Linked DNA regions of Mus musculus: region 1 is linked to region 2. Evidence: chromatin contacts called from ENCODE Hi-C or POLR2A ChIA-PET data. All regions are on one chromosome and are shown on one strand. Each heading gives the region's core, a stretch centred on a gene start or an enhancer-like site at or near the end of the contact. The rest is flanking DNA. Distances are from core to core; before and after follow the strand shown. Region 1 holds the start of Trmt5 (TRM5 tRNA methyltransferase 5). Region 2 has its middle 22 kb from the start of Gm51264.

Region 1 (6,736 bases), core at 1,586-4,085, 260 kb after region 2:
TCTTTTGTCAATGAAGAGAGAGGAAGCAGAAGGGCATTATCAAGTCCAATCGATGCAAAATACTGAATGCTACATTTTAAAGCTGGGAATAATTCCCACATGTTTTGAAAATTACTGTATTAAAAAGAGTAACCTACAGAATGCATGTATACCAAGTATTTATATAAAATGTGATTTTGATTATCCTTCTATCCAAATAATAAAGGCTGTGGGTTTCCCTGGAGCTACAATAGTAGGGTGTACATAGCAGTTTCTAAAAGGCTAGGAGCACTTAAGAAAGTTTTAAAGTGTTTACCATAAAGAAGAGGCTTAATTAGCTAAATTACTAGCTAAGTCACTAGCATTGTATATGTGACTCTGAAACACCAAATTTCAAAACCTTGTACTGACCAATGTCCCAAAGGCCTAATGGCTTTTTGGACCAAAAGGATTTTGTTCAATATAACAAAGTGGTTGGAGAGAGAGAGAGAGAGAGAGAGAGAGAGAGAGAGAGAGAGAGAGTAAGAGTATGTGTGTGTGTGTGTGTGTGTAGGCCCAAAAGTCTCTGCCAACACTATGACTACAAAGAAGATATTCCAAAATGTTTTTCAAAAAGGGGGAAGGTGCTTCTGATTTGGTTTCAAATAAAAACTAAACTACCCTGCTTTTTTTTTTTTTACCCTGTTTCTTTAAGTTAGCATTTTGAAATAAAAAAATTAAGCACTAAAACTAGAATGTCACTTTTTTTCTAGAGTATGAATCTGACTGTAATCCACCTACCAATTAAATGCTTGAAGGGCAGCTGGTGATCTCGGAGATTCAGGTGTGCAATATGCCCAACCCTGCTGAATCCAGAGGTTACATCTTGACCTTCAGGAAGCACAGCTTTCAAAATTTCTTCTGACTTAAAATTTTCATATGTTAGTTCCAAGTTGTACTGGGATAACTGTGGGCTGACATCAAGTTCTTTTAAAACTCCGAGTTCTGCTTTGTCAAAGGAATCAGCAGTAAGCATCCTGTAGGGGTCCAACATGATCAGCCTACTGTCTTCATCCTTGGGATCCTCAATCACTCGCTTTATGCCCGGGCGCTGCAGGGCTACTCTCCTGAGGGCTCGCATCAATCTGTTGACTACTTCTTTCCTCGCTTTAAGCACAGGGATGGACACTGTCTTCTTAAAAGCTGTTCTATCAAGTTCTCTCATTCCTCGAACGTCAGAGGGTGGTGAAAATAATTCACTATCTCTCACACTTGCTTCTATTTCTGGCATGGTTGAGAGTCCTTGTCTTTGACCCAACAAGAAAACAGAAGGCGCTTTCCTAAGTCTCGGCACCAGGGTAAACAACAATATTGATTCACTGGGGTGACACCATTCCACTTGCAAAAGTCTTCTTGAGAATCCAAATAGCTTCCATACGATTCTGGGGAAAATAACAAAACAAAACACCAAACACCATCAAGCTACATGTGAACACATTCACAATGGCTTTTGAGGATGAAAATATAAATTATCTTTCAAGTCACCTGCCAAGTGCTGACAAAAGGTTTGGATGGCAAGGGAGGGCAGTCTCTCTTGCAGGTTAGAATGATCACTGTCCCTGGTAAATAATACATTTGCATTTTCAGTCTATTTGCCCCTATAACAGAAAAATTAGTGGTCTAGCAATCTCCCTATACCCAAAGAACTCTGCTCACAAATTTCGACAGAATACACATAGAATAGGAAGTATGAAATTTGAGTTAAGGGTCATCTCTAAATGAAATGATCACTATATGTGATGCCACCAATGGTAATACTTACTGGGATATTCTTAGGAGATCTTATTTTATTTATTCAACGGGCTGTTGTATCAGAAGCTGTGTTATGAAGTTTGTAAGCTAAGGGGTAAGTTAATCACCCAAAGTTATGTGGCTGCTAAGTGGCTTGGCAAGGCTTAAACGTTCATTAAGGTCTTAAAATGTAGCTCACTGGTAGAAAGCTTGCCTAGCACGCATGAGGTCCTGGGGTCATCCCTAACAGCACATAATATCAGGCATGGTGGTGCCTACCTGTAATCTCAGCATGAGGAAATAGGAGGATTAAAAGTTCAAGGCCAGCCTGGGATGCATTTGAGACCAGACCTCAAAAACAAACAAACAAACAAACAAACAAAAAAAAAAACAAAAGCTTGGTTAAAAATGACCTGAAAGCTGGGGATACAGTTTAGCTAGAAGTGTACCTAGCAAGCACAAGCAAATTCATGGGCTTTCAGCACTACATAGCCTGGGCACAGTGGTGCAGGCACTCAGAAAGCAGATCAGAAATTAAAGTCATCCTCCAGGTTGGTCTGGATACATGAGATTTGTCCCTTCCCATATGACCTTAGTATACTGTTAGGATGTCTATCATAGTGTACTGCCATATGCCATGCCTATAACTAAAAGCTTCAGTATTTTGACAAGGCTTTACTGTGTTGTTTGAAGTAAATGTAGGCGTCCGTTTTCCATCTGTAATATGTGGTTTAAACTATGAAAAGATTTTTGTGGTAATGGGAACCTAATCCCGGCACTTCTCATGCTATCCAATCCTACCACTGGGTGCATCAGCCCTCACCATGCATTTGACCAGCCCCCTACCCAAGGGCTCCGGCCTCGGCTTAGCGGCCGGTGGACAAGGAGATGAATGACCTGGTGGCCTTTTTGCGCTCATTGGGCAAGAAAGAAGAGCACGAGTCCCGCCGCGGTACCGTCAGGTTTTCTACATCACCCGGGACACTACTGCCCCCTCACCAGCTGCACCTTTCCAGGGCCAGCGTCACCCGAGGCCGGCTTCAGACCCGAACCCCTCACCTCATGCTCTGGTGCAGCTCGGAAATAGGGCGTCGGAGGCTGGTGACGTCATCACTGCTGGCCGCGAAGGCAGCGTAGAGTCCGACCCTGTGGACTCGCACCTCTCTTCCGGGCCCGCGATTTGCTACGAGAGCCCGGAAGGGCCAAGCCCGTAGCTCCGCCTCTGAAGCCGCTCAGCCGGGGCGCTTGGGGTTAGGGGAAGCGGCTCCGTGATTTACTTAGCAGTCGGTCGCGGAGCACCATGCAGGCGTCCCGGCACAGCATCCAAGCGGAGCCAGGCTGGTACGTCTCTGCCCAGCAGCCAGAGGAGGCGGTGGCTGCAGACGAGTGGAGTCCGTTGCTAAGCAACGTAAGTGGGCTTTACTGGCTGCGCTGGGTTCCTGTGCGCTTCGGTATCTTTCAGGGCTTGCAAGAGGAGCCTTGGACTGCAGGGGACTGACCCTGGGGTGGGGCCCGAACCACTGACCCCAGGCGAGTTTGGAATGTGGCAGCAGCATGGAGCACTCAGTCAATAGTGAGAGGCTTGGAACACCAGCGGGATGAGCCTCGGTTTTGTGACTCACCATTGCTTTGTGTCATTGTCGCCTCTGTCTCCTCTAGCCTTGTGAGGTCTTGCAAGAACATCACACGATGTTTCTTTTCTGGATTTAATCATGGGGCCAAGGGAAAGATGAGCTATAGGCACTTTAATACTCAAGTCCCTGTAAGTGAAGATGAGGAGAGGTCTCTGGTAATGTGCACATTGCTCGTCCTTAACCTAAAGCCGGTGTAGTGGGCTGTGTGTGCCCGGGGGCCCCGGAGCCTCTTCGGTCTTGAATGTCCAGCCTAGGAGGGCCTTGGGCATGCTAGAAAAACTCCCTAACTCAGAGCTGCTTTCCAGTCCTGCCACTCCACTTTTTATGAATCCCTGGACTGTAACAGCTGATGGTTTGGTTTATGTTGTCCCTGTAAGATATTCCTGCTAATCGACTTAATTCATTAGGCATATAAACAAAAGGTTAGTTTATTGCGGTCCTCGTACTTGAGGAAGAAGAGTTAGGGACAGAAGTTCCATGCTGACACTGGGATTCTTCAGGAAGCACGTGACTGAGGCCCGTTCCTCCTCTGTCTCCACCCTATCTTGATCTCTTGAAGTCACAAGGCTGTGGCTCCCACTGAAGCCAGCTGGGCCCTGCATGGGAGGAAGTAATTTTCCTGGAAGACTCGTTTCCTTGAGTTGCACCAATAGGTCAGAACGGAGGGAAAGGAACAAGTGTTATGTCCAAATGTGCTTTTCCTTGGGGTAATAACTCCTATGACGGAAAGCAACTTGGGAAGGGAAGGGCTTATTTCATCTTACAGCTACAGTCCGTCTTGAAGGAAAGTCAGGGCAGGAATCTGGAGGCAGAAACTGAAACGGGAGACCCGGAGGAAATATTGACTTGCCCCTACTGGCTTGCTCAGTTTGCTCTCCTTCATCCCCAGGAAGGCCTGCCTGCTCAGGGATGCCCCCACCTAAAACAGGCCGTGTCTTGGCCAGTCTCTTTAGGGCATTCTCCCAATTGAGATCCCCTCTTCTCCAATGAGACTAGCCTGTGTTACATGGGCGAAAGAACTAGCCACGTCCTGGTTAATTAGTGTTCACACGATTCCTCAAGTGTGTAGAATGGCTCAGCACACTTTAACTTCCTTCCTCAGGCATTTAATGTGGGTAAATGGTGTGTTTCCAGGAACCTCACAGGCAGGGATCCTCCGGTGCTTCCTTTGGTCTCTCCGTCTTTAACGTGATGAACGCCATCATGGGAAGCGGCATCCTTGGTTTGGCGTATGTGATGGCTAACACGGGTATCCTTGGATTTAGGTGAGGCCTGTTTCCATATTTTGTCATCACACGGTTCCATTTTGATAAGGAATTTTGATTCCAGAAGTTACCGGTCTACAATTTCTAGTTGGATTACTTCTGGGGTTTTAATGCTGTTTTGTTCCCCTTGTGCCTATCTAGTTCTGTGCTTTGGAGGAATGCTCCCTACAGTCATGCATGGCTTGAGGGGGTGGGCATTCATGTAGGAACCTCAAGAAAGGAACCCCGGGGCTCTAAGATAGCGTGGGCTTTAAAACAGCACCAGCAAAGCGGGGCTCTGGTGTAAGAATCAGAACCCAAGGGCTTATAGGGCACAAAAAAGAAAGGGAAGGCCACTGAGCATTGTCCCTTTTGGGCAGGTTGTTGCTAGGGGAAGCTTTGGAGATAAGGTAAGTGGTTAGGATGTCATGTGATAGATAAGCAGCTTTCCTGGTCAGACATGACTGGGGTCCATAGGGCACAGTGGGTAAGGATCTAGAAAACAAGTTACTTTAGGAATTGTTATTGTTTAACTAAAAGGGGGAGAGGGTACCAAGTGGAGTAGCCATGGCTAATAGTTCTGAAGTGCGGCAATGCTTTTTCGTTCCTGGGTGATCCTTATAGAGTATACTTAAACAAACCTAGATGGTAAAACCTTCTACACATCTATACAGTATTGCCTGTTGCTCATAGGCTAAAAAAATCACCTAATATAGTGCAGTCCACGTGCTAGTATAGTAAATGCCGCAGCAGTTGTAATGTAATCGTATTTGTTTATCAACACATGCAAAAAAGATCCAGTGAAAGAAGAAACCTGTTCCTGGATTGGACGTCGTGCTGAGAGGAACTGGAGAAGTCGTTTTAAGGGCCTTGTGTTTTGTTTTTCAATGTTTTGATTCTTGTTATAATAGCCTAAAAAACAAATACACCATATACCATATAAAACTTTTCTTTCTATATGTCCTTATTACATAAGCTTTTTAAATTTAATCTACTCTTATTCTCGTATTTTCCTTTTCCAACTTTTTCTTTAAAACTCAGACATAAGCACACTTACTACCCGAGAGCCAGGATCAGTTTACACACCTTGCTCATGGGGAGGTGTTTCGGGAGCAGGACACAGCTGCAGCCTCCTTGCCTGTGACAACAAAGCCTTTTCTGAAGCCCCTGAAGGACTGGTCCTGGTAGTTGGGAGGTAGAGACAGGAAGATCGGGGAATTCAGGGTCTTCCTCAGCCATATAAGTTCAAGTGAGACCCTGCTTCAAAAAACAAACAAACCAACAGCCACAACAATAAAAAAAGTGTGCCCTAAAATCATGATTTTTTAAAAGAATACAGTATGATAGTATAATAAATACAGGAACCGAGGATTGTATTACTTCTTCTTAGTGGATATTCAGTACTAGATGTAAAAGCACGTGTTGCGTTCATGATTATATGATTGGCAATGCAGTAGTCTGCTTTCCCCAGCTTCACCGTGAGCATGAATAATGTGTTCCCTATGACACGAGGACAGCCATGTTGTCTCTGAGACTTCATTGTTAACCCAGATATCACTGTGCAATACAGGACTGATGTTGATTTTTATTAATCTAAAAATGTGGCTAATCTAAAAAAAAAAAAAAACCACTTTGTATTAGTCAGGGTTCTCTAGAGTCACAAAACTTATGGACAGTCTCTAGATAGTAAAGGAATTTATTGATGACTTACAGTCGGCAGCCCAATTCCCAACAATGGTTCAGTCGCAGCTGTGAATGGAAGTCCAAGGATCTAGCAGTTACTCAGTCTCACGCAGCAAGCAGGCGAAGGAGCAAGAGCAAGAGCTAGACTCCCTTCTTCCAATGTCCTTATATTGTCTCCAGCAGAAGGTGGAGCCCAGATTAAAGGTGTGTTCCTTAAACTCGGAGATTCAATCTTCTGGAATCCATAGCCACTATGGCTCAAGATCTTCAAACCAAGATCCAGATAAGGATCTCCAAGCCTCCAGATAAGGGTCACTGCTGAGCCTTCCAATTCCGGATTGTAGTTTATTCCAAATATTGTCAAGTTGACAACCAGGAATAGCCACTACACACTTGATCTACAATTGATTTATGATTTTAAAAAGT
Region 2 (7,004 bases), core at 3,694-6,193:
ACACACTGGGCATTGAAGCCAACACATGGTCACATAAAAGGGACCTCTAATTTTCTACCCTTCTGTAAAATATATATGCAGGCTCCCTATGGTAAGAAGCCACCCACCAATTAACTGCCTTCGTCACTAATGTATAAAACTCGGTGAGCTCATAAGATAAATACAGGACAATTTACTAGATCCTTGGCACTGGTGCGATTATAAACAAATGCTCAGTGGAATATTTTTTGCATTTGAGTTTGTTTCCTGAGTATGTTTTTGTTATAAATTTGCACACTTACCCAAAGACCGAATTACTAGCTAGGATTTACAGCTATCCTTGCGACCTGTTACTTGGGCACTTTCCCATTAAAAAGTGCAAGTTGATTCCCTGGAGATGCAGTAAAGATTCTGTGTATCCAGCAGGGGGCACTCACAGGCAAGATACGGATAGCTTTAACTGGTCACAAACTGATTCATTAAAGCCCGGTGAATAGTCTATAGATGTCTTCTTTGTTGGAGGTAAAAAGTGAACTTTATTCTTAGTGTCCTCAATGGGGTTTTGATATTGGATATGAGTGAGACATTTTTCCCTTAATGTAATCTAAAAATGGAGAGATTCCATACTGACAATATGTGAGCAATGGCAATCTGTCTGACTTAGAGCTCAGTCTGTTCTCTTTCCCAACTGAGCAATGTTAGGAATGGGATTAAGAGCTCACACACAAAACAAAACAAAACAAAACAAAACAAAACAAAACAAAACAACACCTCACAGGTGAAAACTGGGGATAAATGCCCCAGAAGTCTCACCTACAGTGTCTAGTGTAAGCAGGGCCTTAGATCCCATTCCCAGCTGCAAAAGCAAACCAGATAGCCTCCTGCTGGGAATGGAGAGGTGGTTCAGTGGTTAAGATCATCTGCTGCTCTTGCAGAGGGCCCAGGTTTAGTTCCTAGGACCCACGAGGTGGCTTACAACTCCCCGTAACTCCAGTTCTGAGACATCTGATGCCCTCTTCTGACCCTTTTGGGCAACAGGTACGAATGTGGCACATACATGCAGACAAAACATCCATACACATACAATTTTTTTTAATTAAAAAAAAAATGCCTCGGGACTGGAGAGATGGCTCAGCAGTTAAGAGCACTGACCGATTTTCCAGAGGTCCTGAGTTCAAATCCCAGCAGCCACATGGTGGCTCACAGCTATCTGTAAGGGGATACGATGCCCTCTTCTGAGTGTCTGAAGAGAGCGACAGCAGACTCACAGATATTTAATTAATTAATTAATCTTTTAAAAAGCCTCATGTGTTAATTTGAACATTTGAAAGCAAGCCAAAACTATTTTGGATAAGAATAAATTGAGCATAGAAAAAAAATCAAAGCGGCTTTCCTTTGTGACGTTTTCTTTCTTTCTCTTTTCTTTTCCTTTTTTTTTTTTTGACGGGGGGGGGTGGTTGGTGGGGGAAAGGGGGGTGAGCAGGCTCTCCCCAGGGAGTCCAGGCAAACATGGAGTGGAAATCTTCCTGCTTTGGTCACCTGAGACCTGGGATTACAGGATGGAGCCCAACACCGCACTAAGGCTGTCGTAATACACAATAGTAACCACGGTTTTAATTAATAGTTCATAAAAGCCCACATGTGTTTTATAAAATTGGTGACAATCTCATCACAGATATGCTGTACTTACAATTTATTTACCCTTGTGTCAAATTTCTAAGTATTATTAATAATCCATGCTCCTTGAACAAGCAAAATCAATCAGTCTATTATTTTAGTAAAGTACATGGAAATCTAACCAGGCTTTATTGGCTGTGTAAGATCAGGGAAGCTAATGCTGGCCGACTCTGCATTTGCTTAGCACTTATGAATCATGCCATGAAAAGAAACTGCAGCATACAGCGGTTTCATCTTTAGGACAATCCTATAAGGAGGGTAGCCCAGCGAACTTCACTTTGCCAAGAAAGGAAAATGAAGTTTAGAGGCAAGTGTGAAAATATATAATATACATCATGAAACATAATATATAATAAAATATATAACATTATATATTATAATATGTAAAATATAATTATTATACTTTAACAGATAATATTAACATATCAATTATATATAATAAATATGATATAAATTATGTATATAGATACATAAATGTACATCATCTCCTCATTATTCCTGTGTGAACAGTAGTAAAAACGAGACTTGACTTTAAGAGAATGGTTGTCCCACATGGACTCTATTGGTTGATTTTCTCTTCACTGTAACCAAATGGATGACAAAAAGCAATGTAGTGGAGAACCAATTCATTTAGCTCACAGTTGGAGTGCATGCAGCCTGTGGTGCCAGGGAACTCTTGCTCCCTGTTCACACCTCTACAGAGAGACCAAGGGCACTCAAGAAGCTGGGAGAGACTCTAGAGCCCCAAGGTCTACCCTGAGCAACCCGCTTCTTCTAAAGAAGCTGTACTTACAGTCCCAGACCTCCCCAAACAGCGCTACCCAGCTATGCACCAAGTCCTCAAACTAAGCCTGTTGGGGTCATGCCATTCAAGTCCCAACAGACCGTGGGTATGAATCTTGCATGATTACCATTGCTGTTGATACAGTGCTTACTGCAAGTCATTATTATTATTTTCATCATCATTATTATTTTCACTATTATTATTATTGCCATTTTGAGGTTGTTTGCTCAGGATCACAGGCAGTACATTACAAAGTGAGAATGTGAATTCATGCCTATATGATTTCAAACCTTCGAATCATAGCCAGTAAACGGTGCTGTCGAATGACTAAACCATGGAAATTGGCTCCCTTTATTGAAGGACCGCACTAGAATAGTCTTCGGGACACAGAAACCATCTCTTTCTTTTTCTTACAAATCCACATATACATATGAACAAAGGCATCCCCACCCATCTTGTGGGTAAAAATGACCTTTTATCTATTTGACCAAAGTATGTTATCTTAATGGTCCTAAAATTGCATCCTTCTCGAGAGAAGAGAGCAAAGAACTAAAATTACCGGGATGAGCCAGAACGTCAGCATTGCGCCAGTGTGGTCACACCATAGGATGGAGAGCCAAGCCTTTATCCTGGACTACCCAGCACCAGTGACATAACACAGAGCCAGCCATCGTCCAGGAATATAGCTCCCAGTGATCCTGACACATGGCATTAAAAGAGAGCTCCTCTGGACAGAGCCTTCGTAAGGCCGGGTGATTGTGGGTATTTGTGATACGCTCTTCCAAGTTCATCTATCAGGTTGACCCTACTCCTGTGCCTTTGCTCAAACCACTCAGAAGTTCATAGGAGAAACTGTGTTAATAAGCCCCTGAAACCTCATTCCTAGTTTTTCCCAGTGCATTGATTTAAATATTTTGGGTTTCTTACTTTCAAGATTTCTCCTTGTGTCTATATATCAAGCTATAATTTATTGAGTACCTACTATAGGTCAAACAGTATGCTTATATGCCACATAATTAGATATTTTTTAATTTATTTTTGTTGCACTGGGAATTGAACCTAGGGCCTCTTGCCTGTTAGGTAAGAACTCTATCTCAGTCCTCTTTTTATTCTCTATTTTGAGACAGAGTCTCTCAGCAAGTTGCTAGAGTAGGCTTTGAGTTTGAGGTCCTTCCTCAGTACCCCAAGTAGCCAGGATTATAAGCCTGTACCACCAGGCCCCATCATTCCTCGAACATCAACTCATCTAGACCAGGCACTGGAACCCAGGATGAAGGTCAGAGTATCCATGTATCAAATGAGAGGGAAACTCCATGCATATTTTAAGTAACTTCTCCCCAAAACATAACATTTTTTCTATTGCTAAAGCCAGCAAACCAAGTGCAAAAAGCTTGTACCTTTGCCACTGACATAAGTTGCAGATATATTCAAGTCACATTATATATTTTTAATATATATTTCTTTCATGTACATGAGTAACACTGTAGCTGTCTTCAGACATACCAGAAGAGGGCATTAGATCCCATTACAGATGTTTGTGAGCCACCATGTGGTTGCTGGAAATTGAACTCAGGACTCCTAGAAGAGCAGCCAGTGCTCTTAAACTCTGAGCCATCACTCTAGACCCACATTATAGTTGTTTAAAAACTATCTCAAAACATTATTTATGCCTATCACTCTCTTAAAGTAACCTTTTTAAAAGATTTATTTATTTATTTATTTATTTATTTATTTATTTATTATAAGTACACTGTAGCTGTCTTCAGATGCACCAGAAGAGGGCGTCAGATCTTATCACGGGTGGTTGTGAGCCACCATGTGGTTGCTGGGAATTGAACTCAGGACCTCTGGAAGAGCAATCAGTGCTCTTACCCACTGAGCCATCTCTCCAGCCCCTTAAAATAATTCTTAATGCTTATTAATCCAACCAGTATTATTCAAATCTAATTGTGCTGGGCAGGGGTGGGGGATACCTTGACTCTCAGCATTCAGAAGGCAGAAGCAGGCAGATCTCTGAGTTCAAGGACAGCTTGGTCTACAGAGTGAGTTCCAGAACAGCCAGGGCTGCTCAGAGAAACCCTGTCTTGGGAAAAAAAAAATCTAGTTGTAATCAAGAAGACATCATATATTAATATGCCACAAATTTAGTAATTTTGATAAGTATTGCACTCTATAGTTGGTTCCAGTGGTTTAAAGCTAAAAGATCACTCTGAGAAATCTCTAGATTGCAAAACTGCCCGATGTACCCAACACATGAAATGGAACCGGAACCTATAGTCAGGATCAATAACAACCCCCTCCCCACCACGGTAGAAATTTGTATGTGACTCCATTCTAGCCATGGAGACATGAAAAGTCTGCTAGAGAGGGGAGTTCTGGAACGGCTTCTTCCCTCAGGAGAGCACACAAGGAAGAGCAAGATTTTTTTGTCCCTCTGGATGCAGCTGTAACCCGATGCAGTGCCTGGAACTGCTTCAGCAGGCTTGCAGCCAACCTGAGGATGACATCAACACAGAGAACATCTTAGGCTTCAGCAGACTGCCTGACGGGTAACAGCGAGAGCCAGCTCCCTGTCCTATCTAGTTTGGATTATGGTTTCAGGATCGCCTCTACCCGGAGCTGCTATACTTAGACCTTAGAGAAAAGGCCGTTCTGGGAGGTTAACCCTTCAACTGGGGCAGGAGAGAGCAGAGTGATCACAAGAGTTAGAGGACACGTGGGCCTGTAAAGTCCTCGTGGAGTGGAGGACTTCAACCTATTTAAAGCACTTGTAGAAAGTTTGGCAGGCATGGTGATGTGCACCTTTAATTGAAGCAAAGGCAGGCAGGTCTCGGTGAGTTCAAGGCCAGCCTGTTCTCACTGGGCTCAAGTGGAGCATGAAATAAGATAAGAAAGAGATCATACGGGCTGGAGAGATGGCTCAGCGGTTAAGAGCACTGACTGCTCTTCCGAAGGTCCTGAGTTCAAATCCCAGCAACCACATGGTGGCTCACAACCATCCTTAACAAGATCTGGTGCCCTCTTCTGGAGTGTCTGAAGACAGCTACAGTGTACTTTCATTAAATAAATAAATAAATAAATAAATAAATAAATAAATAAATCTTAAAAAAAAGAAAAAATATTTAAAAAAAAAAGAAAGAAAGAAAGAAAGAGATCATACAATACCTTCTGAGAAGTTTACCCCTAATTCTAATGTAAAGGGAAGTTACTGGGAAACTTAAAGGAAGTTAGTATGACCCAAGGCATAATATGGTCCATGGCTCATCCTGACTCTTCTGTGTGGAGTTTACACTGGAAAGGGGAAATATAACAGTGGGGGAGACACAAATGGGTATTGCAGGAATCCAGATAAGCCACAAGACATGTTCCCATAATCCACTGGGTCTTGTGTCTCCAAATGTTACTCTTTCGTCCATTCAGAAAGCCCTGGTGAGGGACTGCCTGGGAGCTGGGTACTGAGCTGGGAACGACTCCTACCAAACTGAATAAAACGCAGCTTCCATATCACTGGTGCCTGTTTCCTCTATCTTCCTTCAGGTGCCACCCATAATGTATAGCTTAATGTGAATGAAGAAAGACAGGAATGCAAAGGGAAATTGTATTCTATAGAAACAGCAATAAAAGAATGGTCAGTAAGACTTCAGCCAGCTATGGTGGTACAAACCTGTAATCCCAGGGCTTTGGAGTTAGAAGACAACTGATTATATGCTAGAGGCCAGCCTGGGCTACTGGGAATATATATAGATTGGTTTTTCAAGACAGAGTTTTTCTATATGACAGAGCCCTGTCCTGGACTCTATTTGCAGACCAGGCTGGCCTCAAACTCATAGAGACCTGCCAGTCTCTGCCTCCCAAGTGCTGGATTTAAAGGCATGCACCACCACACCCAGCTTAAATAATTAAAAAAAAGAAAAAAAAAAAAAAGGCCAAACACCAGAGCACTCAGGAGACAGAGGCAAGTGGATCTGTTTCAGGACAGCCTTTGTAGAGAGACCACGTCTTGAAGAAAAAAAAAAAAAAACAAAAGAAAGAGAGAGAAAGGGAGGGAGGGAGGAGAGAGAGAGGAGGGAAAGGAAGGAAGGCAAGGCAAGGCAAGGCAAGGCAAGGCAAGGCAAGGCAAGGCAAAGGAAGGCAAGGCAAGGCAAAGGAAGGCAAGGCAAGGCAAAGGAAGGCAAGGCAAGGCAAAGGAAGGCAAAGGAAGGCAGGGCAAGGCAAGGCAAGGCAAGACTGGGGACATGAGACTGATCACCCTCCTCCAGGTCCTCCCTGGGGACCAGGTTCTCTTCCCTGAACCTTAATGAACAATCTGCCCTGTATCAGAACATCAGGCAAAACCCCAAAAATGTTTATTAAATACTCAGAAAAAAACATCTGTGTGTCTAGTTGTTTACAAACCTCTGGGATTAAGGTTTTCTCCTTGAGAGAAAGAAGAAACTGATGGCATTTTCTGAGGTCGACCAAGGCAAAGGTCCACAGCATCTACAGTGATCCCATCTGACGTGTCGACACTTTAAGAATCGGGAGATTTGGTTTCAGCCTGAGTCTTGGCCCTTTGAGGTTTAAT

The links. A loop is a pair of places that touch in the nucleus more often than their neighbours do. ChIA-PET counts read pairs that join two places held with the same protein, here RNA polymerase II (POLR2A).
Region 1: a loop to region 2 is called in a map of left cerebral cortex, with 2.2 times the contacts of the local background. The contact joins the promoter of Trmt5 here to the enhancer-like site in region 2. A Hi-C loop is called at or near these places in 1 of 37 maps with a recorded cell type or tissue (left cerebral cortex). POLR2A ChIA-PET finds 5 or more read pairs at or near these places in 1 of 5 experiments (Patski).

What each region holds. Positions count from the first base shown.
Region 1 is chr12:73,283,876-73,290,611 of GRCm38, forward strand. It overlaps Trmt5 (TRM5 tRNA methyltransferase 5), which reads right to left and starts at 2,836. Exons shown (of 5, transcript NM_029580.3): 1 at 2,809-2,836; 2 at 760-1,400. The coding sequence starts at 2,813. Slc38a6 (solute carrier family 38, member 6) reads left to right here and starts at 2,973. Exons shown (of 16, transcript NM_001037717.3): 1 at 2,973-3,157; 2 at 4,518-4,648. The coding sequence starts at 3,050.
Region 2 is chr12:73,020,725-73,027,728 of GRCm38, forward strand. No RefSeq gene overlaps it. Among named protein-coding and RNA genes, the nearest start is that of Gm51264, 22 kb to the right of the region's middle. Within about 2 kb of position 4,944, at least 1 of the 3 ENCODE cell types and tissues checked has a DNase peak (open chromatin) inside an H3K27ac peak, as active enhancers do.